3 separate regions of the Mus musculus genome follow, and all the other regions are linked to region 3. The links are chromatin loops, found by intact Hi-C in ENCODE. Cell type or tissue: left cerebral cortex. All regions are shown on one strand.

Region 1 (8,000 bases), 130 kb after region 3:
TGATCGCACACAGGTGAAGGGTTCATAATTCCTCCCATTCCCAACCCACCCACGACAGAAGGGGTGTGTGGGTACCTGTGCCAAGTATATGCCACGTGTGTGAGTGCATTAATATGTCCCTGCATGTGGTGTGTGTGTCCCTGTACACACACATTTGATGAATTTGTGTTTGTATGCATATCGTCTATAGACTGACTGTGCTCTGTGTGGAATGTTTAATAAAATGTGTGTACACTTGTGTGCATTTTGTGTGTTCGCGCTTGTGTGCTGGTGGATGTTTGAATACGTCTGCCTGTGTGTTTGTGTAGACACCCCTATGTATACAATCATGTCTCCGTGTGTATATATTTGTGTGCCTTTGTGTGATGGTGTGCGAGCTGGCTAGGATTTTTTGTTTCGTTTTGTTTTGGTTTTTTTTTTTGTCAAGTTGACACAAGCTAGAGTTAGCTGAAAGGAGGGAACCTCAGTTGAGAAAATGCTTTCATAGGATCCAGCTGTAAGGCATTTTCTTAATTGGTAATTGATGGGGGAGGGCCCAGCCCTATGGTAGGCGGAGCCATCCCTGGGCTGGTGGCCCTGGGTTCTATAAGATGCAGGCTGAGTAAGCCAGGAGAAGCAAGCCAGTAAGCAGCAGCCCTCCATGGCCTCTGCATCAGCTCCCGCCTCCAGGTTCCTCCCTGTTTGAGTTCCTGCCCTGACTTCCTCCACTGATGGATGATGATGTAGAAGTGGAAGTCAAACACACCCTTTCCTTCCCAACTTGGTTTTGGTCATGATGTTTTGTCACAGCTATAGAAATCCTAATTAAAACGGTGTGTATTCACATTTGGAAGAGGAATGCTTGGCCTCCCTCCTACCGCAGCCCAAACGATGGGATCGCTGCACAGGGCAGGGGGCATTCTCCTCAGGCCCAGCTGCCCTCACTATCAATCAGGAAGTGGGGTCCTTTGAACTTTCAAAGGCTGGAATAAAGCCTGGGAAATGTCTGTATGCACAGAAGCCAAGAAGGGTCACCGCAAGATGAAGTGTGCTGTAGCTGTCCACTCTGGTCCCTCTGCCTTTCAGAACCAATGTCCTGGCTCTAGGGTGGTTCTTCTCCCGCCACACCAACTCTGTCCCATAGAGTCTGGGCCTGACTGTGGCCACTGGACTCTACGTTACTGAGAAGTTCGATGTTGCAGAGGTCCTGCACCAGATGCTAATTACAAGTAGGAGCTGGAGAAGACAGATGCACACTGATCAGTGCAGTCAGCAGGTGTGGCCTTGGCTTGATGTGCCCCGTGTCCTACATCTGTCACACCTGCTGGGCTGTGGGGCCCTGTACTGTGATTGATTGAATGTAGGTGACGTCATCTGCCTGAACTACAGGCACGGTCAGTGCTCGCACTGGTGTGGGGCTGGAGCTGTAAGGCTAAGCTCCCAGGCACGGGCTGAATGTCTCTCCTCCCTACCCCAGCATCACATCTGTCTGTGACTGGTCTCAGACAGGACCCGGATACCAGTCCAGGAGCCGTGTGCCACCTGTTTAGGGTGTGCCCACTCAGGCTGCCCTGGTGTCAGTTGATTGGCTGGTTGGCTAGACCAGGCCTTGGGTATTCTGGAGAATAAATCAACATGAAGCCTTGGTTGTGGGAGGGGAGGAGCTCGGCAGTTATTTCTCTTCCAGCACAGCCTCCCACCACGGGGCTCTCTCTGGGACCCAGACTGAGAGATAGCTCCCATCACAGCCTCCCACCACGGGGCTCTCTCTGGGACCCAGACTGAGATAGCTCCCATCACAGCCTCCCACCACGGGGCTCTCTCTGGGACCCAGACTGAGATAGCTCCCATCACAGCCTCCCCCCACGGGGCTCTCTCTGGGACCCAGACTGAGATAGCTCCCATCACAGCCTCCCCCCACGGGGCTCTCTCTGGGACCCAGACTGAGAGATAGCTCCCATCACAGCCTCCCCCCACGGGGCTCTCTCTGGGACCCAGACTGAGACAGCTCCCATCACAGCCTCCCCCCACGGGGCTCTCTCTGGGACCCAGACTGAGAGATAGCTCCCATCACAGCCTCCCACCACAGGGCTCTCTCTGGGACCCAGACTGAGAGATAGCTCCCATCACAGCCTCCCACCACGGGGCTCTCTCTGGGACCCAGAGAGAGATAGCTCCCATCACAGCGTCCCCCCACGGGGCTCTCTCTGGGACCCAGACTGAGATAGCTCCTCGGGTGGCTCCTGTCAGGTGGTGGTTAGTCTCCCTTACACACAGGATGACCATCTTCTCAGAACAGAGGATTTTCAACTAAAACCAGGACAAGTTGATCATCTGGCCACACTAAGAGATGAAACCTAGAGATGGAGTGTAACAGATCCATGATCCAGTTCCAGGGCAGGGCCAGCCAAAACTAAGGGAGAAAGCCTTCATAGGTATCAGCTCAGAGCTCAGTCCCTGGGCACAGAGCCCAAGCCTCCTCAGAAAGGCTTCCTTCCATACATATACACACACACATTACTAAGACCCCTTCAGGAGCTTGTCCCAGCTTGGCACAGACCCTAACTCTTTGGGAAAGCCAGATCTGTGCCCCACAACACAAATACCAGGGCTACCAGACCTCTGAAGTGACCTGTCCAGGTAGGTGCCCAGGGATGCTTCTATAAGTCTGGCTTTGAATGCACACATACACACGCTCACACACATACAACCACACACACTCAAATATATACACACTCACACACATACATACTCACCACTCACATACACACCACACACACACATTCACAGACACACTCACCATTCACATACACTCACACACCACATACACTCACATTCACACACACACACTCACATATACACTCACAACTCACATACACACTCACACACCATATACACTCACATTTACACACACACTCACAGACACACTAACCATTCACATACACACTCACACACAGCACACAAACTCACATTCACACACACTCGCAGACACACCACTCACATACACACACACACACACACACACTCACAGACATGCCACTCACAGACACACTCACAGACATACACACATTCACACACACTCATACATACACACCACACACACTCACATTCACACACACTCATAGACATGCCACTCACAGACACACTCACAGACACACACACATTCACACATCATACACACCACACACACTCACATTCACATACGCATCACACACACATGCACACACACACACTTACAGACTCACATACCACACACACTCTCACACATACACACTCACCACTCACAGACACACATACCAGACACCCTCACAGACACGCACAGACACACACACACACACACACACACACACACACACACACACACACTGGTATCTGCATTATACTGTGCTCCACCATGGTGGATGCTGAGCAGACAGAAGTGGTTTGCCACAACCATGGGAACAACCTTCACACTTTTATTCTTGTTGGTGTTCTTCAGTCCATTTGGCACACAGAAAGGGTGGGCTGGAGTGCTGAGGACACTGGCTCTTTGGTTTTGAGTGATGAGAGTCCAGGTGAAGTCATTGGCACATCTACAGCCTGGAAGGGGCTCCTACACTGTGGTGGCTCAGCATCCTTCCCTTCCATGCCCACTCATGCAAGGAGGTTAGCCTCCAGCACAGGGCATGAACACGGGAGGAAGGAGGAGGTGGTACAAGGTTGGGGTGCTCAGTGTGCTCCCCAACTCCTCCCAGTATTATTAGGTCTCCACTTCTTGGCTCCACACAGCTGGGATTGTGTTTGTCAGCAAGCTGTGACTTCAGGCTGTGACTTCAGCAGCCCCAGGAGGCAGAGTGGGCTCCTTAAGAAACAGTGACTCCAGGAGTTTGACAGCTCAAAGGAGGTGGCCCAACTGCAACTACCCTGCGCTGATTTCTGCTGCTCAGGCTTCTGTTTGCACAGTGCAAAGCTGGCCAGGCAGGGAGAGGACTGGACTTGTACAGATAGCAGCAGCTAGCTTGCACCCTCTGCTGGCTGCTTTCGGATGATAGCTTCACCAAAGCCGCAGCAGCATTCTGCCGCCATGCTGGAACACATGCTGGAACACAGTATATATAATGCGTGTGTGTGTGTGTGTGTGTGTGTGTGTGTGTGTGTGTGTGTGTGTGTGTGTGTGTGTTTGTGTGTGAGTGTGTGTGTGTGTGTGTATGAGGGTATGTTTGTGTGTGAGTGTGAGTGTGTGTGTGTGTGTGAGGGTATGTTTGTGTGTGTGGTGTGGGTGGGGAAGGGTGAGGGTGTGGTGAATATGTGTATGTGAGGGTATGTTTGTGTGTGTAGTGTTTGTGTGTATGTGTGAATCTGTGTATGATGTGTGTATGTAAGTGTATGGTGTGTGTGTGTGTGCGCGCGCACACTCAAAGCCAAGCTTACAGCAGTGCAGAATTCCAGCTGCAAGGGGTCGTAGCAGTAGACAGGATGCCTGAGCTCAAAGTTCACTGAAGAGGCAAGCAATGAGGCCAGTCCTTGACCAATGTGAGAATGGTAAACCTGTGTGTGCACAGAGCCTGATAAGGAGCCGAGGAAGCACTTCATTAGGAAAGACCTGGTGAGCTCCAGGTTTCATGAGAGGCTTTCCAAAAACAAGATGCAGGGGGCCCGAGAATGACGCCAGAAGGGCAGAGAATTGAGAATAAAGAATTGACCAAGGGCTGGAGAAATGGCTCAGCAGATAAGAGCACTGACTGATCTTCCTAAGGTCTTGAGTTCAAATCCCAGCAACCACATGGTGGCTCACAACCACCTGTAATGAGATCTGTCGCCTCCTTCTGGTGCATCTGAAGACAGATATAGTGTACTTACGTATAATAATAAATAAATCTTTGGGCCAGAGCAAGCTAGGACTGAGCAAGCAGGGCTGACCAGAATGAGCAGAGGTCCTAAAACTCAATTCCCAACAACCACAACCACATGAAGGCTTACAACCATCTGCACAGCTACAGTGTACTCACATACATAAAATAAATAAATCTTAAAAAAAAATAATTGACCCAGTCTGGCTTCCATTGTGACCATGAGTCCACACAAACATGTACATATATCTCACACAAACAGGTACATACACACACACAAACATGTACATACACATCACAGAGAGAGAAAAATTATTGTCAACAACAATACTTATTTAAGAAGCTCACAGTGGTAACATACACTTTGGCACTTGGGAGGTAGAGGCAGGTCGATCAAGGAATTCAGGGTCAGCCTTGGATATATAGAATTTTCAAGGCTAGCCTGGGCTACATCAGACCCTGTCTCAAAAACAAAACAAAAGACTAACATTTGAGTCTCACAATGTTCAGCGTGGCGCCTTTGTTGGCTCTCCTGTTCCTTGGAGGAACCCTGAAGTAATATTTCAGCTATCAGCTATCAGAAATGGGTCCTAGACATGCAAACGGACTTACGTGTGCACGGGAGCACATCCAGGAAGCAGGCATGGGGAGCGAAAGGGACAGGAGAAGTTACATAACGTAACAAGTGGCAGGCATCATCTAAAGAGTCAAGGATGTCTTGTGTCCATCTTTAGCCCTGCTACCCTGGAAACCAAAACAAACAATCCCACAAATTAAGTGGTTAAGACTGCTGCGTCGGGCTGCACCAAGGAAACCAGCTGCTGCCCTCCTTGGTCAAGCATCTATTCCAGCACCAGGACCACCAGGATCCTAAGCCAAGCAGGCATAAGGCCTGGGCCATGGGAGTCCAGGCGTGGCAGCTTCACAGTAAGTCGTCTTTCAGGTTTTGAAAGGAATGTGGCCTTCCCAAGGACATGGAGAAAGGTTGGCAGAGATGTAGAGACACCTGAGCCTTACTCCAGGTCCTGAGACCAAGAGCTCATATTTCTCCCACTCTGTTCTCCCCTGCAAGGTGTTCTGCCCTGCCTGTCTGGCCAGAGAGGCCGTGAGCCCAGGGTAAAATCCATCTTGACTGACTTTAGGAGACTGGCTCTTTCCCAAACACACAGGCTGCTCTGGGGCCCCCAAGGAGACAGAAGCCACCAATTGACTCCTGGTGATAGAGCAGTGGCTGTTGCCCCGTCAAAGGACATCAAGGACCCTGGGACTTTGTCTCCATTCCACCCAGAGGGGGAAGCAGATGAATGGGGTGGCAGTGGAAAGTGGCTGGGGCAATCTGAGTTCGAACCTTGAAACCGGAGACCTGGCAGATCAGGCCAGCTTTGTACCTACCTTCCAAGGAAGGACCCTGGCTCTGAGAGTGCCCAGCCAAAGTCAGGGGCCAAGCTAAGTTGGCACAAGCTAGAGTCCAATGTGCCAGGGACATTCCGTTAACAAAGCACAAAGGGTTGAGGAGAAGCAAGCCGTCCCGTCTCTGCACAGGCTAAGCCTGGCTGTGTTTACCCAGCAGGACAGAACGTTCTCTGTTGAAAGCTCCTTGGTGGCCCTACTGTCAAGTCCTCAGACCCCAGACTCAGGTCTGTACAGAGTAAGCCTCCCACAGCACTGCTGGAAGAAGCCTGCAGCGAGGTCCTAGAGCTCAGCTCATAAGTTAGATGCAGCCACTTCTCGGGCTCTCAGAACCAGCAGGAAGGGAGCTGCTGGGGTCCCACTGAGGCTGGTTAAAGAAGGCCTTTGGGGACAGAATAACACCGAGAACTACTTCCGAGTACCTACATCTTACTACTTCTGGTCATGGAAACCGCCCAGCTGGATGCTCTGCAGCCCTGAGCAGCCACGGTAGCATTCAGAGGCTCAGCCTCAGCTTCCCCAGCACCGCCTCTTCCTGTCTCTCATCTCTGCTCAGTGAGATGATGGACAAGAGACAGTGACTTGCATCAGCCTAGAGAATATCCCAACCAGGCTGAGGCAGGAAGTTCACTTAGAGTTCCAGACAACCTAGGCTACAGGGTAAGACTTGGTCAAAATTTTAAAAAGAGAGAGAGAGAGAAGAGGAGAAGGGAGTGGGCGGGGGGGGGGGGGACCTTGAAAGGACCTCAGTGGTAGAGCACTTCTTGCCTAGTGTGCAAGAAGTCCTGGGTCCACCGGAAGGAGGACCACCCTTGGCCCATGGGAGGGAAGAAAGGAGAGGGGAGGGGAGGAAAAGAAGGAGGAAGAAAGAAGGGAGGGAGGGAGGGAAATATCAAAACTGAAAAACTATAAGGCTCAGAAATAAAATAGCTGGCAAAGAAGGTTTCACTACCTCACCCTGTCGCTAAGCCTTGAAGCCAACACCTGACCCACCACCATCTCTAAATGAGTTCTGTTCCCACTGAACCCTGCTGGTCTCGTGTCCCAGACCTCTGTGTCATCTCATCTCTACCCCATCCTCACCTGTCAGATCAACCCTTGAGCCCTCGAGAAGCCAAGGAGAGGAAATAGAAGGCCACACTCCCCACAGCTGAGGGGCGTGGCCCCTCGGGGTGGCTGCAGTCCAGGGAGCAAAAAGCAAGGCAGAGAAACGGGGAAAGCAAACAGGAAATAGCACAGGCAGCAGCAAGGAGCTGAAATGGATGTTAGGAACCAATCGACCCGGAAGGAGACTCCAAGAGACTCTCTTCTAAGCAGAGCTGAGATCCACAAAGTCGAGATGCGCATGCTCCGTTATCACTTACCACCTTGCGTTGTGTCTGGAGCGCTGGGATCGCACCGGAAGTCAGCGCTGAATTAGCTCAGCTTTTCTACACAGACACCTCAAGTGTCCGAGCCTGCCCCGCATTTCCTTTTCCTCTCTGAGGATGTAACGAATTATCTTGACACAGGGAGACCAGACACAACGTTCTACAGGTGAACTCACAGTTCGAGGCAGTAGCTGGCTAGTGGAGGTGCTGCTGCTGCTGGGGTGGGGAGTAGTAGTGGTAGGGAGGTCGGTGGTGGTGGTGGAGGTGGAGGTGAAGATGAAGCAGAAATGGTGGAGATGTGATGTTGGCGGTGGTAATAGTAATAACGGTGGAGATGCTGGAAGAGAAGTGCAAATTGCAAGTTGCAAATGACTTGAGAGCCCGTGATTATAATCCCAAAACAAATAAAATA
Region 2 (8,000 bases), 120 kb after region 3:
GTTGCCAGTGGATACCTCCAGAGGTATCAGCCGGTCACCAATGCAGTGATGGATACACTGTATCTGTTTGAGTATAGATACATTGTATCTGCTTCTCACTCAGCCCAGATGGTCCCAGTCAGCATGTTCTGCCTTTTCCATGTCTTTCTCCCATAAACACCAAGGATACTTAGAAAGAATGAACCAAATCAAACCAAACCTCCCTTCATGATCCAAGTGAGTCTCTGTTGGCCTTTGTAAGGATGAACGCACATAAGAAGCAAAGATGTAGCCCAGCGCACATCCCTGTGACCTACTTTAGGCACAGGCTACCCACTTCTGCCTAGCTCCCGATCACAGTGGATACCCTGGTGGTTCTGAAAACACTGGGCATGGTGTTCACATCCACAGGTCTTACTGCTTTCTGCCCTCTTCCCTAGGGTCCCTTTCACCTGACTCCTACTGCGGCCCTGGGACTTCTGCATCCCCATCAGGACAAGATCATTGATGAAAACAAAAAGTGAGACAAGGGCTGGTGAGATGGCTCAGTGATTAAGAGCACTGACTGCTCTTCCAAAGGCCCTGAGTTCAAATCCCAGCAACCACATGGTGGTTCAAAACCATCTGTAACAAAAATCTGATGCCTTCTTCTGGAGTGTCTGAAGACAGCTACAGTGTACACACATATAATAAATAAATAAATAAATCTTAAAAGAAGAAGTGAGACAAGTTTGGGCTGTAGTTCGAACCAGATACAGAGAGCTCACAGGCTATAGAGAGCCAACTGCACTCGGCAGAAGGTGTCCACCCACAGCTTCTAGAAAGAGAGTATCGGAAACAAGGACCAGAGAGAGAACCCGGGGAAGTGGGAGCAAGAGCATCGCCTGTGGTTTCTATGGAAATATCAGGGGAAGAAAAGCAAGGGGCTTAGAGGACTACCTCTGGACCTCAAGGCAGTATGGCAAGGGCCTGAGTCAGAGCAGGAGGAGAGGAGCTAGTGGTGGTGGAGGGGAGGTGGAGTTGGGGTGGCTCGAGTTGGGGTGACTCTGCTTGGGAGTGATTGTTTGCCCAAGGAATGTGTTCTAAAGCCCCTTGGCCAACCGTTGGTCCCAGGTTCAGTTAGGCCTAGATAAAAACAATAGGAGACATGTTTCCTGAGCTGTATGTGACGCTGCTTCCCCTCGGAGCTCTGTCCCTTCTCCTTGCACTGGGGGCCTGGGAAGAAGAAGAAGCCTTTGATGTCCTCAGAGCTTAGGACCCAGGTAGAAAACCCCAGCTCCTCCTCAGGCCTAGGCCCTATCTGCCCCAGCCCTCTTGCTTTTTGTAGTGATCCCAGGGCTTGTGGGAGTTTCTCAGTTGTCCTTGGAGCTCCCCAGGGCTCCTCTTGATCCTCTTCCTACTGGCCAAACCCTCTCAGACACAGGCGACTAGACACTCCTTTATTTCGCCATACTCTACACCCTGTTCTTTACTCCACATCCCTCTCTACCCCTCACCCCTGCTCCCAACACCCACTTACACCCCACTCATCTGCCATTCACTCCACACACCTTGCACCTCACACCCTTCGCCTGGTTGCAGACACTACTCTCACACCAACCAGGTCCCCATGCCCCACCCAAGAGCAGGAGGGGCTGGTTATTTGGAGTCCATCCTGAAGACCTACAGAGCAAAAAGGTCCTAGCACTTTGGGCCACTCAGAGAAGAAACCAGTTTTCTGAGAACTGCACAGATACTAAACAGACTGGAGCCAGTTGAAACTGGAAAGAAGAGCTGGCTCTGACCCAGCGACAACCAGGCAGTATGTCCTGACTAGAAACCACTGGCTAGGTCTCCCTCCTGTAGGAGCAAGGGGAAAGGAAGTCATGGCTAGCCATCCCTCCTGCATACCACAGCTGCCCCGGTCCTGGGTACAGGGCTGCCGAGGGGTTCACTGTCTTTATTCATTGAGGTTTTCACAACTTAAGAAGAGACGTAGAAATGGCTGGGTGACCCAAGGACAGGATCACCTGTGTCTGTCCTAGGACTGTCGTAATTACCCTCAGCTCCTGGCAGAAGCCATTTAAAATTTATGAGTTGCCCAAATGCCAGATACTGAGACTGATGTGTGACCTCCAGGTACCTGGGAAGCAGGCAATGATTTGGGGGTTAGCCTGGCTGGACCTCACAGAGGCTATAGGACTAGGATTTGAGCCAAATTCACAAAGCTCCCTCTCTCTCTATGTCTCTCTCTCCCCCCCCCCCTCTCTCTCTCTCTCTCTCTGTGTGTGTGTGTGTGTGTGTGTGTGTGTGTGTGATATTCATTATATGCATTGTGTTGAGTTAGGATATACTCAGGGGTTGTCTGCACCACCCAAACTCTACTAATTTAAATGTCGATATTATAGAAACACCTTCCCAGATGCAGCTCTATAAGGCTTGGCCAAACATCTGGAGTTGGAGGCCAGCAAGGGACACATGTTACAGCTGTAGCCTTACCTTCAGCCCCCATGACCTTCTCGGCGTGAACCCTGAGCCCTGCTAAGGATGAGCAGGACCACAGGACGCATTCCCGAGTGATGAGTGATGCTTACCCAGCACCGCCAGGAGCCTGCTAAATCACAGATCAGATAGTATTAAATTTACTGTATTTTTCTTGTCTCTAGGTACCCGAAAGAGAAAACATGAAGAAAACCAAAACAGGCCCCCAGGCTAAAGCACAGGGTTCAGTGTTAGGTGTGGCATCTGCGTCTTGAGGCATCAAAGGCCAACTGGAAGGGCAGGACCAAGCTCTGCAGCCCAGATACGGTGAGTCTGTAGCTCTCCAAGACGGATTATCAGGATCAGATGGTGGCGTCTGCAGAGCTTGAAGTCCTGCTGACAAATTCTCTGCACGGGGAAACCGCTCACCCCTAGGCTCCTGTGAACAAGAACAGCATGAGGCACTGACTTAACCCTGCAGAAGGCTGCAGGAGAAGTTCAGCTGCAAAACGAAACTGAGCAAGAAAGATCAGGGTCTAAGATTTTCCTGGCCAAGTGCACACCAAGGCCTACATCGGTTCCCCTGATGATTCATTTCTTGCTAGCATTTCCCAAGTGATGTAGAACACAGAGCTTGTCCGTTGAGGTGATCTCTGGAGCTGTGCCTCCCTTGACCTTGGCTTTCTGGCCTCTGGCCCAAGGGAAATATAGAAGGTTTGATGCTGGGCCACTGTTTCTCGTTTCTATGTTAAGAGAGAAGACAGACACGGCGTGGCTCCCCAGCAAGGATAGTGAAGGCCCATGGTGCCGTTGAAATGCTTGTTTCCCTGGGAGGACGGTGGGGTAGGGAGAACCCAGGAGGCAGCTTGAGAGGAGCGTTTAGTCACTGGTGTTCCTTTGACAGGTAAGAGCATGCATAGGAGGGAAGCATGGGGTAGGTATGGGGAGAGTGTGGACTGGGCAGTCCTGATGAGCAGGGAGGCTGAAGGAAGCCAGCATGGGCAGCTCTGGACTGTACGGAAGGTGCCGAGGTATGACATACGGAAGGTGCTGGAGCCCAGGTCACCTTTGAAGGACTCAGCTCTGCAGTTTTGGTGCCGCTTAGATTCACTGTGTGTGAAGAGATCTCGTTTCTTCCCAAATGTTGATTCTAATTTTGAAATCTTTCTAACGAGACAGTAAACTACATAAAAGGAGAACAGACAGATTGCTCCACACACGGCCTGTGCTATGCTGTTCTAAAAGTGGGTGCTGGGTGGATGGGCGTTGGTCGCCTCAGCCGTGGGAGGCTACACCCCCCTTCCACTATCCTCGATCTTTATGCCTTTTGTGTCTACTCCCAAACTCTGTGAGCATCTGCCCTAGACCCGGAAGGAAGCCAAACAGCGGTGTCTTCAGACAGGAGGACCATGTGGCTCTCTCCTTTGATGACACACCACAGAAATCCCTGAACCCACAACTGAGCAGTAGCGGGGCAAGGAATCCTCACCAAGTGACTTGTCACCATGAGTAACAGTGGCCTTTCTGCCAGGTGGCAGCAAGCTCAGTAAAGCAGGGTAGCTGTAAGTGCCTGCCGGTGGGCTGCCTTTGAATTTGGCACGGATTGCCAAGTACACAAACAACAAAAGCAAAAATAGACAAACTCAAAAGCTGTGAAATTGTCAGTGGCCAAAGAACAGCCTGTGGAAAGATTGCTAACCACATACCTGATAAAGGGCTAATATCCAAGTGCATTAAAAACTGTCAAGCGGAGTCAGCTCCACACTGCCACCTGCATGGCAGCCTAGGAAACGCTGCTCAGAGACCACAGAGGAGCTGGGGTTCCCAACTCCACTGCAGAAAAGAATTTCAGAGCCAGTCAGTATGAAGCAGAGTTAGAGTTTAATCTTAGATTTAAGCTGGGGCAGGTGTGGAGCAGGGGTGGGGTATAGACAGAGACATTCGGAGAAAAGATCACACTTACCCAAGCCTGAGTCCCGGACTTCCCAAGAGAGAGCTGAACTTAACTGTCCTTACAAGAGCCACATAAAGGATTTGGGTGGCTGCTGAAGTTGCTTCTCAAAAGGCTGCCAAGGAACTTAAACAAAACTGTGGGGAGGTTTGTGAGATACACTGAGTAGGATTAAAGGTAGTCTGGTAAATATCTGGGCTGGAGAGATGGCTCAGCGGTTAAGAGCAATGACTGCTCTTCCAGAGGTCCTGAGTTCCATTCCCAGCAACCACACAATGGCTCACAACCATCTGTAATGGGATGCCCTCTTCCGGTGTGTCTGAAGAGAGCAACATTATATTCACATGCATAAAATAAATAAATCTTTATATATGGTAAAACCCCAGGTCATAAGGGTCACACGAGAGTGTTTGTTCTTATGGGGGCTCAGAGCTTCAGAGGACTCAAGTTCGGATCCCAGAACCCCTGTTGAGGAGTTCACAACAGAGGCGCCTGCCCTCATGTGCATACACACACACACACACACACACACACACACACACACCATACATACCCAGCAACTCTGATTCAAGATATGTGCCCAAAGACCTGCAATCAAGGTCTCCAGGAAACATCATCACCTGCACAGCAGTGGCTATCACAACTTCCACAGCAGCCAAGCATAGCTGAAAGGGTAGAAGAGATGAGGTGTCCACACAGAGGAGTGGTACCAGCCTTAAACAAAGCACATGCTATCACAAGCAACAAGGTAGGGCCGTGATTGGGAGCAAGACAGCCACAAAAGACAATTCCTAGGCTTGGAGAGATATGGCTCAGTGGGTTAAGGTGCTAACCACCAAGCCTGAAGACCTGGGTTCCCTCCCCAGGATCCACATGGTAGAAGAAAACCAACTCTCACAAGCTGTTTTCTGACCTACACATACATACACATGCACATGTGTACACACACACACATGCACATGCGCACACATACACACATGCACATGTGCACACACACATGCACGCAGTTTGTATACTACATTTATATATTAAATATATAAAATATATATAATTTAAAAATGATAATCCCAAGCCGGGCGTGGTGGCGCACGCCTTTAATCCCAGCACTCGGGAGGCAGAGGCAGGCGGACTTCTGAGTTCAAGGCCAGCCTGGTCTACAGAGTTAGTTCCAGGACAGCCAGGGCTGCACAGAGAAACCCTGTCTCGAAAAACCAAAAAATAAATAAATAAATAAATAAAATGATAATCCCTGTATGACCCACCCACAACAGGGAACTCATAGGCCCAGGGCAGCACCACAGAATACAAGAACTCTTGCTGACCTGGAGTTTTAGTCTGCAGGAGACGAAATCCCAGAGCCTGTGGCAAGGCAGTATCCTGTAGCTGACAACACAAGGCCCACACAGAAACTGGGACTGGGAATTTCATGTTGTATCTTAAGACCTTGCTTCGAAAGTTATTTATTTTATTTTGTTATGTATGAATGTTTTGTTGCGTGAACCATGTTTTGTGCCTGGTATCCGCAGAAGCCAGAAGAATGCTTCCGATCCCCTGGACCTGGAGTTATGGATGGCTGAATCACCGTGTAAGTGCTGGGAATCGAACCTGGGTCCTCTGCAAAGCAGCAAATGCTCTGAACTATTGAGCCACCTCTCCAGCTTTTGCTATCTTTTTTTTTTTTAAAGCAACTTGTAAAAACATATACAATAGAAGATCATTTAAAGAAAGCTTAGAACACGAATCAGGATCACGCCTCAGGTATTCCCAGACGCATGTCTCCATGGAACAAACACTGAAGCCGGCTTGAGAAGGGAAACAGAGGTGTGGTGAGGACCTGGAGTAGCTGCGGCAAACATTAAGATTCATTTTTTTTTTCTTTTTGGTTTTTTGAGACAGGGTTTCTCTGTGTAGCCCTGGCTGTCCTGGAACTCACTCTGTAGACCAGGCTGGCCTCAAACTCAGAAATCCACCTGCCTCTGCCTCCCAAGTGCTGGGATTAAAGGCATTCGCCACCACGCCCGGCAAGATTCATTTTTAAAATTGTTCTTTTTTCATTCATATGAAGAACTTGGTAATTTATTATTTCATTTATGTGTGTATGTCTATATTGTCTTAGTTAGGGTTTTACATGCTGTTAGACACCATGACCCAAGCAACTCTTATAAGGACAACATTTAATTGGGGCTGGCTTACAGGTTCAGAGGATCAGTCTATTATCATCAAGGGGGGGACATGGCAGTGTCCAGGCAGGCATGTTGCAGGAGGAGCTAAGAATTCTACATCTTGTCCCAAAGGCAAACAGAAGACTAACTTCCGGGCAGCCAGGAGGAAAGTCTCATCACTCACTCCCACAGTGACATACTTCCTCCAACAAGGCCACACCTCCTAATGGTACCATTCCCTGGGCCAAGCATATACAAACCACCACATGCATATATGATCATGTATACGCAGGTGCCATATGGAATCCAGAGGTCAGTCTCAGCTGTCATTTTTCATGTGCTGTTCATAGTTTTGGTTGGTTTGGTTTTTAGGAGACAAGGTCTTACTATGTAGACCTTGGCTTGCTGGGAGTTCACTATAGAGTCCAGGCTGGCCATGAACTCATAGAGATCCACCTGCCTCTGCCTCCTGAGTCCTGAGATTAAGGGCTTGTACCACTATGCCTGGCTACATTTTTTTTTCCTTAGTGCAGGTCTGGGGATCAGACTTGCATCCTCATGCTGGCTCGGCAAGCACATTGGATTTCCCAGGTTTCTTGGTGATTTTAAATAAGTCTCTGCCACTTCTGCTATCTTCATGCTCTGGAGCTGGCCTGTCTTTGTGATTGTTGGAGTGAGTTCCTGGGTTTATTTATGCCATGGGCAAAAATAATTCTCCTAGGAGACACAGCCTCGCTCTGGAATGTCTTGAGAGGATGGGCCACAGCAGCACGCATGGGTCCTGTGCCTGCAACCCACTGTCCCAGATCTGAGGGAAAGACGCAAGTGGCCAAGAGGGAGGTTCAGGCTGCTTTTCCTGGAGCCAAGTCTGAGCTGAGAGGTCTGGGTAAGATCGGCTCTACCCCACTCTAATCATCTCAGCTTCTTAAAGAATCTTTCTAATAGAAGAAACTGGGGAACAATTTAGGAGGAAGGTGGGCCCGGGGATCACCAATCCCTAGCCATTGCCTCCTTGTTGGTACCCTGCAGCAGAACCTGAAGTAATGACCTATTTGTGTGGCTAGCAGCCCTTCTGCAACACTGAGTGCCCGTGAGACCAGCTCCCTCCAGAGATGAATCAGACCCCTGGGAGCTGACCCCACCTTCAGCTTCTATACTAGACCTTGGTTTAGGAGCCCAAAGCCTCAGGCCACGGAAAGCTTGGCCCCCTGCAGAGCCAAAGCAAAGCACCGTTCCTTCCTCCCACTCCCCTCTGCACCCCCCAAGAGGTCATTCCAATTCTCTTGGGGTCTCCACTAACACCCAGCAGTGTTCCTCAGATCCCTGCCAGCTAGAACAGGGCCTGGGCACTTCCTGGTCCTGGATGGAAAAGCCAGCGCAGGCTTTGTTGTGGGCCTCTCCTGGGAGGACTAACACAGAGGACCCGTACCATTCTAGGACCTCTGCTA
Region 3 (8,000 bases):
GTGGTGAAGTCATCATCCCCAGAAGAACCCCCCGACCACGCCCTTCTGGGTGTGACCGCTCCTCACCCACGCTAACATCCAGCACCGCTTGCTTTCCTTCTGAACTTCACAGTTAGTCAGACACTTCATCCTCTTCCCTGCCTTGCTTCCTTCACTCTTGCCTTGTTGGTAAGATTCATTCTTATTTGGTCACTCATTTGGTGGTGTGTGTGTGTGTGATGGTATGTGTGTTTTGGTGAATGTGTAAGGTGTGTATATATGTGTGTACGTGATGGTGTGTGTGTGATAGTGTGTGTTATGGTATGTGTGTATGTGTGTGTGAGATGGTGTGTGTATGATGGTGTGAGTGTTTATGTGTTGCTGTGTGTATGTGTGTGTGTGATGGTGTGTGTGTGTGTGTGTGTGTGTGATGGTGTGTTTATGTGTGATGGTGTGTGTATGTGTGTGTGATGGTGTGAATATGTGTGCATGATGGTGTGTGTGAGACTGTGTGTGTATATGTGTGTTATGGTGATGTGTGTGTACATGTGTGTGTAGACAATGACATTTTGAGTTCATACTGCAAAATAGCGTATCTTACCCAATGGGTAAATATGGAACAGATATTTTATTTTCAAATATTATTCTTGCTGGTCAGCACTAATGATTAATTTTTACACTTTGAGCTTCATGATCCTAATGAGAGTTCTTAATTTATTAATTATAATTATTATAGTAAGGGGATGAAGGATGGGTGAGATTGGGATGTCTGTAAGTAAGGAGCCAGTGCTCACAAACTGGGCCCTGTGTTGGAATTCTTCCTCCTGATATGGACAGTCATGACTTTGGCCAAGACCCTACTGGATGGTCTGACAGCAGCTCATTCACATGATATTTCCCATCTTCTCTCACAAAAAGTGTTGACAGGTTCTTCTCATTATTTTTTTCTCTCCTCATTATCTCTCAGTAGAAAAGGAGAGTAAGGACTGGTATTGGTTGGGTCCTAGAACTCAAGGAGACACTGCCAGTGGGTGGGAACTACCAGCTTGGGTCCTAGCAACTTGAGGAAGCTAATTAGCCAGAGGGCTGGCTACACAAGCACACACGTGCAGTTCAGCTTCATAGACAGCATAAGGGACCTTTAGGGCCCTGAGGGATGGTCAGAGTTGGGCTAGAGGGCCCCCATGGAGATAAGAATTTAAAAACTAAAATTCTGGGTCAGGCATGGTGGTCCATGCCTTTGGCACCAAAACTCAGCAGGCAGAGGCAGGTGGATCTCTGGTCTGAGGACAGCTGCCTCTACAGAATGAGTTCTAGGATAGGCAGGGCTACACAGAGAAATCCTGTCTCAAAACAAAACAAAAAGCAAATGAACAACAACAACAAAAGAAATAAACATAGCAAAATAAGTTACATATTATAAAAGCTAACAAGAGCTGTAAACTTAAAACAAACAAACGAATAAACAAACAAACAAACAAACAAACAAAAACCACCCAAACGTAGTATTCTTATCAGACCCACTTGGCACAACTTTACAGTGCTTATTCCTCTTCTTGAACTTTTTAGCCACCAACCTTCTGACTCCCTCAAGTTTGAGATATATCTCTTCCAGGATGAGTATCAAGAGATACACACAGACTTTGTGCTTTGTGGGACAACTTCAGGCTTGTTGCCTTACAAACATAGGGATTCAGACCAACACTTACAATTGCATCCCCTGCCTCCAGATACATTCTTGATGCTGAGCAGACAGAGCTGAGCATGCCGGGCCTACCAATGAGTGGTTTGTTGTTGTTGTTGTTGTTGTTGTTGTTTGGTTGGTTGGTTTTGGTTTTGGTTGGTAAGGCACTGCAGCAGTCGGACTCTCAGTTTCATTCATCCCAGGCTCAGCAGCTCTTTGCTCCTGGATCCTCCAGTGCTGAGGGAAGATAAAGCTGCCAAGATTTGTACAGAGGGTGGCAGTTTCAGCCTTGGGCACTGCTCCCACACCTCTGTAGCTGTGTCTGCAGTCCTGAAGGAGACATGAAGTGTGTACTACACACCAGCAGGAGAGGCTCCAGTTCATGCCAGCAGCATAGGCTCTTGGCTTCCGTTGACCACCCCCGCCCCCACCACCACCACCATGCAAAGTGCTCCCATGCCTCCTCCCTAATCTCCCTTCCTTTGGCTCTATGTCCCATTAAACACAAACAAAATGTCTCTCTAGCCTTATTTTTCTTGGCTTGCTTCCCAAAATATTCACAGCTACTTCAAGGCCACTCTCCATATGTTGGGAAGTTATAGATAAAATGGATAATGGCCCCAATCCACAATGATTAAAGTAGAAACAGTTTGCAACATCTACAGAAACAAAGTATCATGTGCCCACTTTGTCAGGTCTTAGCAGTAACACTAAGCAAAGGCTTGCGCCAGACATATATAGAAACCAATACTGTAGCAATGGTTTTGCAAAAAGTTATTGTAGTGTCAACCATCAAGGAGACAGAAGGCACACACAAATCTACCTACTTGATCAGACAGAGCACAGGAATTCAGGTGGCCCAAGGGCAAAAGAGAGCCGAACGGTCCTAACTTGGGAGTTGCCAGTCTTTTTGCTGCTCTGCTCTGTTTCACTGCAGGAGAGAGTGTACCAGGTTTTTAGTCCATTTCCAAGACAGCCCGTTCCTGTTCTTCAGATCCTGTGTGGGAGACTTTTGATTTCCCAGGTGCTCAAGGTCATTTTTGGTCAGGTCCTAGGGTTTCATCCCGAAAACAGCTTGCATTGCAGCTTTAAAGGCTGACAGCACTAAGGCCCTGAATGACGGGTGAGTCTGCCACCCATTCGGGATTGAAGAAATTACCTCTTGACAGGCCCACTTCTGTATCTCTGCGGCCACATCATCTTTGCAAGTCTCACTTGCCACACTGCATGGTTGCATATAGGATCCCAGGTAGGACGCTGTCATTTCCTTTATGGAACTCAAACCTGTCACTTAGCATCTCTGTACTTCAGGTTGTCCTGGCTGTAAAATGGGTATAAGTAATGCTAATATTAAAGGAATTCGTTTTGACAGAATGGTTACAACAACATCTGGGACATAACAAAGGCTCAGTATTTAACTAGCTCTTGTCTTTTTTTTTTTAAGATTTATTTATTTTATTTATATGAATACACTGGCTGTCTTAAGACACACCACAAGAGGGCACCAGATCCCATTACAGATGGTCGTGAGTCACCATGTGGTTGCTGGGAATTGAACTCAGGACCTCTGGAAGAGCAGCCGGTGCTCTTAACCACTCTCCCTTTCTCTCGGCCCCTAGCTCTTGTCTTTACCACCAGCAAAATAATATTAATATTAACAGCACACAGCTCTTCTTACACCAGAAGCAAATCAGAAGCATTAGTGACCAGGCAGAGAAAGGGCAGCACAAAATGAACAGACAATTAGCTTTTCAGATAATACTACGGCAGCCAAAATTGCACTTAACTAAAGACTGTAAGGAAATTTGCTGGACCATGAATACACACAAGGTCACAGCATGCCAAAGAGAGGGAGCGCTAACAAAGGGTGGTATCCTGCATCCAAATGAGAATCAATGATTTTTAACAGAAAAATCATACATTTGTCTGCAATCAAACTTAAGTCCTACTCATCAGGACTGGCTATCAAGACAATAATCTCTCCTGAGGGACTGCAAAAGCAGGCAGGCCCCACAGCACTCTCCCCCTCCAAACCAAGACACTTGTGTGGAGGAGCAAGGGCAGCTGGAGGAACAGGAAGAGTGGAAGAAGCAGGGTGATCATGGTGAGAGGGAGACCGCGGAAAGGAGGTTGTGGAGTAGAAAGAGAATAGGGGGCGACCTAAGGAGGGAGAAGGAGGAGAGGGAAGAGAAAGAGCCGGGAGGGAAGGGGGAACAGAAGGATGGGGAGGAGGGGGCAGGGCAGGAGGAACTGGAGAGCAAGAGGAGGAAAGGAAGCTTGGGAAGGAGCCGGGAAAGGGGGGTGGGGGGATGAGAAGCCCACAGCAGGGGCCAGGGGTAGCTCGGGGTCCGCGTGGGTTGGCGTGGTGGAGCCAGCTAGTCCAGCCGCACCGTTTCGAGGCGCCGGCGTAGTTCACCAGCGCGGCGCGCAGACGGGGGCGCTGTGGTCTCGGATAGAAGAAGGAGCCGCCGGACCCGCCTCTTTCCCCGCCCGCCGGTGTCGCAGGGAAGCCTGGCGGAGCAGGCTCGGCCACATCGCGGCCGCGCGGGCACAGACGCCCAGCCGAGTGCGGACCGTGCGCCGCCTTTGTCCGCCGGTGGCAGCTGGTCTCGCGGCCGCCGCCCCGCGATGGCCCCGCAGCAAGGCCGGCCGGCGCTGCCCGCCCGCTGCGAGCCGCCGGCGGCGCCGCCGGTACCGCCTCGCCGAGAGCGCGGGGGGCGCGGGGCGCGCGGGCCCGGGGTGTCCGGGGGTCGGGGGCGCGCGGGCGGCGCCGAGGGACGCGGCGTCAAGTGCGTGCTGGTCGGCGACGGCGCGGTGGGCAAGACCAGCCTGGTGGTCAGCTACACCACTAACGGCTACCCCACCGAGTACATCCCTACGGCCTTCGACAACTTCTCGGGTGAGCGCCGGGCGGGGCGCGGCCTCGGGCTGGGAGGCGCGGGGCGGCGCGGGTCTCGGGGCAGCGGCTCGGCGAGGTGGCAGCGGGGTGTCCGACCGGTCTGGCTCCGGGATTCCGGAGCGAGCTGCAGCTCAGGTGGCCTTCCCACCTGCGCCCTCCGGGGCGGCTCACTTCCAGCGGATCTTCGCCTGGAGCAACCCGGATTGCTCCCGTGTGTGAGCCGGCCAGGCGCACCAAGGAGGGCTGGGGCTTGCGAGAACGTTCCTTTCTTCTGAGCCCAGCGCCTGCCTGGCCTGCGCCCCGCCTGCGCTGTCTCGGTTTCTGACGGTTGGCCCAGTCCCTCCAGCTTGGCGTTTAGTTACAGCAAGTTCTCAAGGGTGGGTGGGTTCGTGGATCACACAAAGATAACAAAAGTAAAGCAATCATTTCTCTTGATTTTTTAAAAAGTCTTTCAGGAATTTAAGAAAAAGTTACAAAAAAAAAATCACATTAAGCTAGTGTGAAAAATCTTCCTCCTAAAAAATTTACCTCCGACTTCCAGTCTCCGTGGCCAGTCTCTAATTTCAGAGACCCTATGGATAAAACAGAAGTGCATGGTGCCCCCTCCACCGCTCACTAGCATAAACATTTATAAACAACCAGAAATGCTATCAGAAGGAGACAAATTGCCTAATATAAGCTGAAACCTCCGAGTCTTTACTGGATGGGGGGTCCTTGCTCTCACCCTATCTCTGGACCCTGGGGGAAAATCTGTGTGGCTTCTCTCTGCCAGCTTTTCTTAATCCTCTTTTTGAACTGACAGAGAGAAGTGCCCATTTCCACACACGCACGGGTGATAGGCCGCCTGTGTTTGCACAAGTTCTCAAAACTGCTGGAGTTTTATGATAAACCCTGAAGCAGGGAGATTTTTTTTTCCCAAGAGAAAACAGGATTATCTATGAGGTTGTCCACTGATTTAAAAGTGCAGAGTTGGTTTCCCACCTTGTGTTGTTTCTAGGCTCTTTGAAACAAGGGTGACAGGAAAATTAATCTTCCAGGCTTGAAAGGAAAACAAGCCTTCCGGGGCACCTTCTGGAGGTCAGGGCTTTGCTGCTTCATGCTCTGTGGTGGAGGGAGCCCCCCACCTTGGAACATTTGTACACTTCCATGGGTTTCTGGGCGTAGCCAAGTCCTTAGTTCACTAAGAGAACCCAGAGCAGGAACTGCCAATCTGCTGAGAGGGTAAAAGATGTCCTGATAATCATCTTGCTCTTTTTTTTTTTTCTTTCTCCCAAGCCGTGGTGTCTGTAGATGGGCGGCCTGTGAGACTCCAGCTCTGTGACACTGCAGGACAGGTCGGTATCAAGTTACACAGCTCAGGCACTGGGAAAGGAAACAGCCTTTTAAAGGTTTCCAAACAACCTTTGCAGTTTCCAAATGATTCCCTTAGTAACTGGGTCATTGTGAAACTCGCCGAAGCAGGCCCACCCCTGCTTCATCTCCTTTGAGGGCAGTGGGAGGAGGCCAAGAAGGACACCTCGGGGCCAGTGAAACAGGGTCGGCCTGTTCTGGGAAGGAGCTGGGGAGGCAGCCATCGCTGCGGGAACTGCCCCTTATCTTCATAGGACTTTCGGGTACCTCTCATGGCCTAGCTTAGGCTACAAAAGAAAAACCACAGGAATGGTTTGTAAGCGTTTCTCAGAGGAAGCCCCTCATGTCCTATAATCCATTGATTCAAGGCTAATGAACCTGAGACTTAAACGCTTGTTCAAGGAAAAAAAAGAAAAAAAAAAAAACCAGTAGCTTATGTTAACAAATGTCTTTCCCTGCTCTAGAGCAGTGGTCAGAGTCACCATAAATGGAGCAGGGAAAGGCAGGGCCACTCTGTTTGGTCATTCTTGTCTCGGGGGCAAAACACTAGAAAAGGAAGCCAGGCAGGAGGCATAGGTGTAGGACCCCCTGAGTGCCCCACAGAAGGGTTAAAGCTGCCCTAGAAGCTGTTCTAGCCACTGAGGTCCTAAGTACTCAGGTGCCCAGGTGACAGCAAACTCTGCTCTCCCAATGTCTGGAGCTGACAGGGTACAGTGGGGATAAGTAACCCCTTTGCTTCCCTGACTGTCCGTGCTAAGGAAAAAGCTGGCCTTCCTGTGTCTCCAGATCTCATCCAAGCCAGGGCCTTTAGCTAACTCATTACTGTAAGACAGCAAACTTGGGACTCGGGACTGGCTTATTCTTGAGACCTTGAGGAGACAGAAGACAAGGCTGTCTTAATGGACTGCTGGGAAAGCTGTTTGGCACCTTTGCTATGAGTGGGGGAAAGCCAACGACCATCAGTATATCACTGTGTGGTAAGGGAACATCAAAATCTAGGCACATTTGTTCGTGCCTGTGACTCCAGCTCTCAGGAAGCTCCACCAGAAGGCCAGCCGTGAGTTCAAAGGCAACCTGAGCTGTGTGGTGAGTTCAAGGACAGTCTAGGCATAAAACACAATCTGAGCAGTGGTGGTGCATGCCTTTAATCCCAGCACTCGGGAGGCAGAGGTAGGCGGGTTTCTGAGTTCGAGGCCAGCCTGGTCTACAGAGTGAGTTCCAGGACAGCCAGGGCTATACAGAGAAACCCTGTATAGCCAAAAAAAACCCCAAAACAACAACAACAAAAAAAACCAAACAAACAAACAAACAAAAAACAAAACCAAAACAAAACTAAACAAAAAAACCCATAAAAACAAAAAGACAGAAATGCCAGGCAGCAAGGTGGTGCATACCATAATCTCAGCACTTGGGAGAGGAAGCTCAAAGTCAATGACTCTATTGGGCATTTGAGACCAGCCGGGTCTATGAGACCCTGTCTCTTAAAAAACATGCCAGCAAAGGAAAACATCAAAGAAACAGTCTTGGGTCTTTCTCTTTTTGCATGATGTCCTCTGCATTGTTTTATATAGATGGAAGAGGCTGGGCTTTCCCATCTGTAGAACACGGACAGAAATCTGTAGTTGCTGTAGGCACCCCGAGGATCACAGAGAAGGCAGGAAGCCCAAAGAGCCTCAAGACACAGTCATCATGGACTCCAGTAAGGAGCTGCTAGGATGCTGGCTCAGGAATCACTTTGCCACCCCTCAGATGTCTCTACTTGGCTTCTGAGGAGGTGAACTTCCCTCGGAAGATGAGTCCTGGGTTGGAGTCTGATACATCTCAGGGTTCCATGTGGTTTTAGTTCTTGAATCAGAATGTGTGAGCCATCAGCCTGTGGACGGCTGTGGGCTTGCCTGCTGCAGACCTGGGGTCAGTAGACCAGTTCTGAGCTCAAGGAGAACAGCCCAGTGCAGAGAAAAGCCTTGGCCGTGGGTGCTTGAGAGGGGATCGATACGTTGGAAAACTCGTATTTCTAAACAGCATTTCTAAACAGGAGTTCGATGTTCCCTTCCTATAGTCTCCAAAGAGCCGGGGAGCGTTTGGGAC

Evidence for each region. Peaks named below come from ENCODE experiments on the same cell type or tissue, not always from the same donor. Only the 100,000 strongest peaks of a DNase experiment are listed, where the experiment ranks them.
Region 1: it touches region 3 in a loop (7-fold over the local background); 23 of 42 quality-filtered maps call a loop at or near these places.
Region 2: a loop joins it to region 3, with 5 times the contacts of the local background. A loop is called at or near these places in 32 of 42 quality-filtered maps.

Annotation. Positions count from the first base shown.
Region 1 is chr8:123,780,092-123,788,091 of GRCm38, forward strand. It overlaps Gm36188 (a long non-coding RNA gene), which reads right to left. Exons shown (of 3, transcript XR_003947606.1): 2 at 5,421-7,925. Among named protein-coding and RNA genes, the nearest start is that of Gm36188, 7.0 kb to the right of the region's middle. In left cerebral cortex, a CTCF peak has its summit at 3,975 (motif pointing left); DNase peaks (open chromatin) are centred at 3,972 and 6,327; H3K27ac peaks cover 2,650 bases.
Region 2 is chr8:123,764,961-123,772,960 of GRCm38, forward strand. No RefSeq gene overlaps it. Among named protein-coding and RNA genes, the nearest start is that of 4732419C18Rik, 15 kb to the left of the region's middle. In left cerebral cortex, a CTCF peak has its summit at 4,216; DNase peaks (open chromatin) are centred at 821, 2,857, 3,717, 4,164 and 1 more place; H3K27ac peaks cover 1,244 bases.
Region 3 is chr8:123,649,655-123,657,654 of GRCm38, forward strand. It overlaps Rhou (ras homolog family member U), which reads left to right and starts at 4,275. Exons shown (of 3, transcript NM_133955.4): 1 at 4,275-4,562; 2 at 5,838-5,896. The coding sequence starts at 4,292. It overlaps Gm35930 (a long non-coding RNA gene), which reads left to right. Exons shown (of 2, transcript XR_388158.1): 1 at 1-168; 2 at 1,867-2,181. It overlaps Gm35874 (a long non-coding RNA gene), which reads right to left and starts at 3,082. Exons shown (of 3, transcript XR_388157.3): 1 at 2,823-3,082; 2 at 2,491-2,594; 3 at 1,372-1,916. In left cerebral cortex, CTCF peaks have their summits at 3,161 (motif pointing right) and 4,105; DNase peaks (open chromatin) are centred at 1,920, 4,121, 4,605, 4,811 and 1 more place; H3K4me3 peaks cover 2,656 bases; H3K27ac peaks cover 2,801 bases.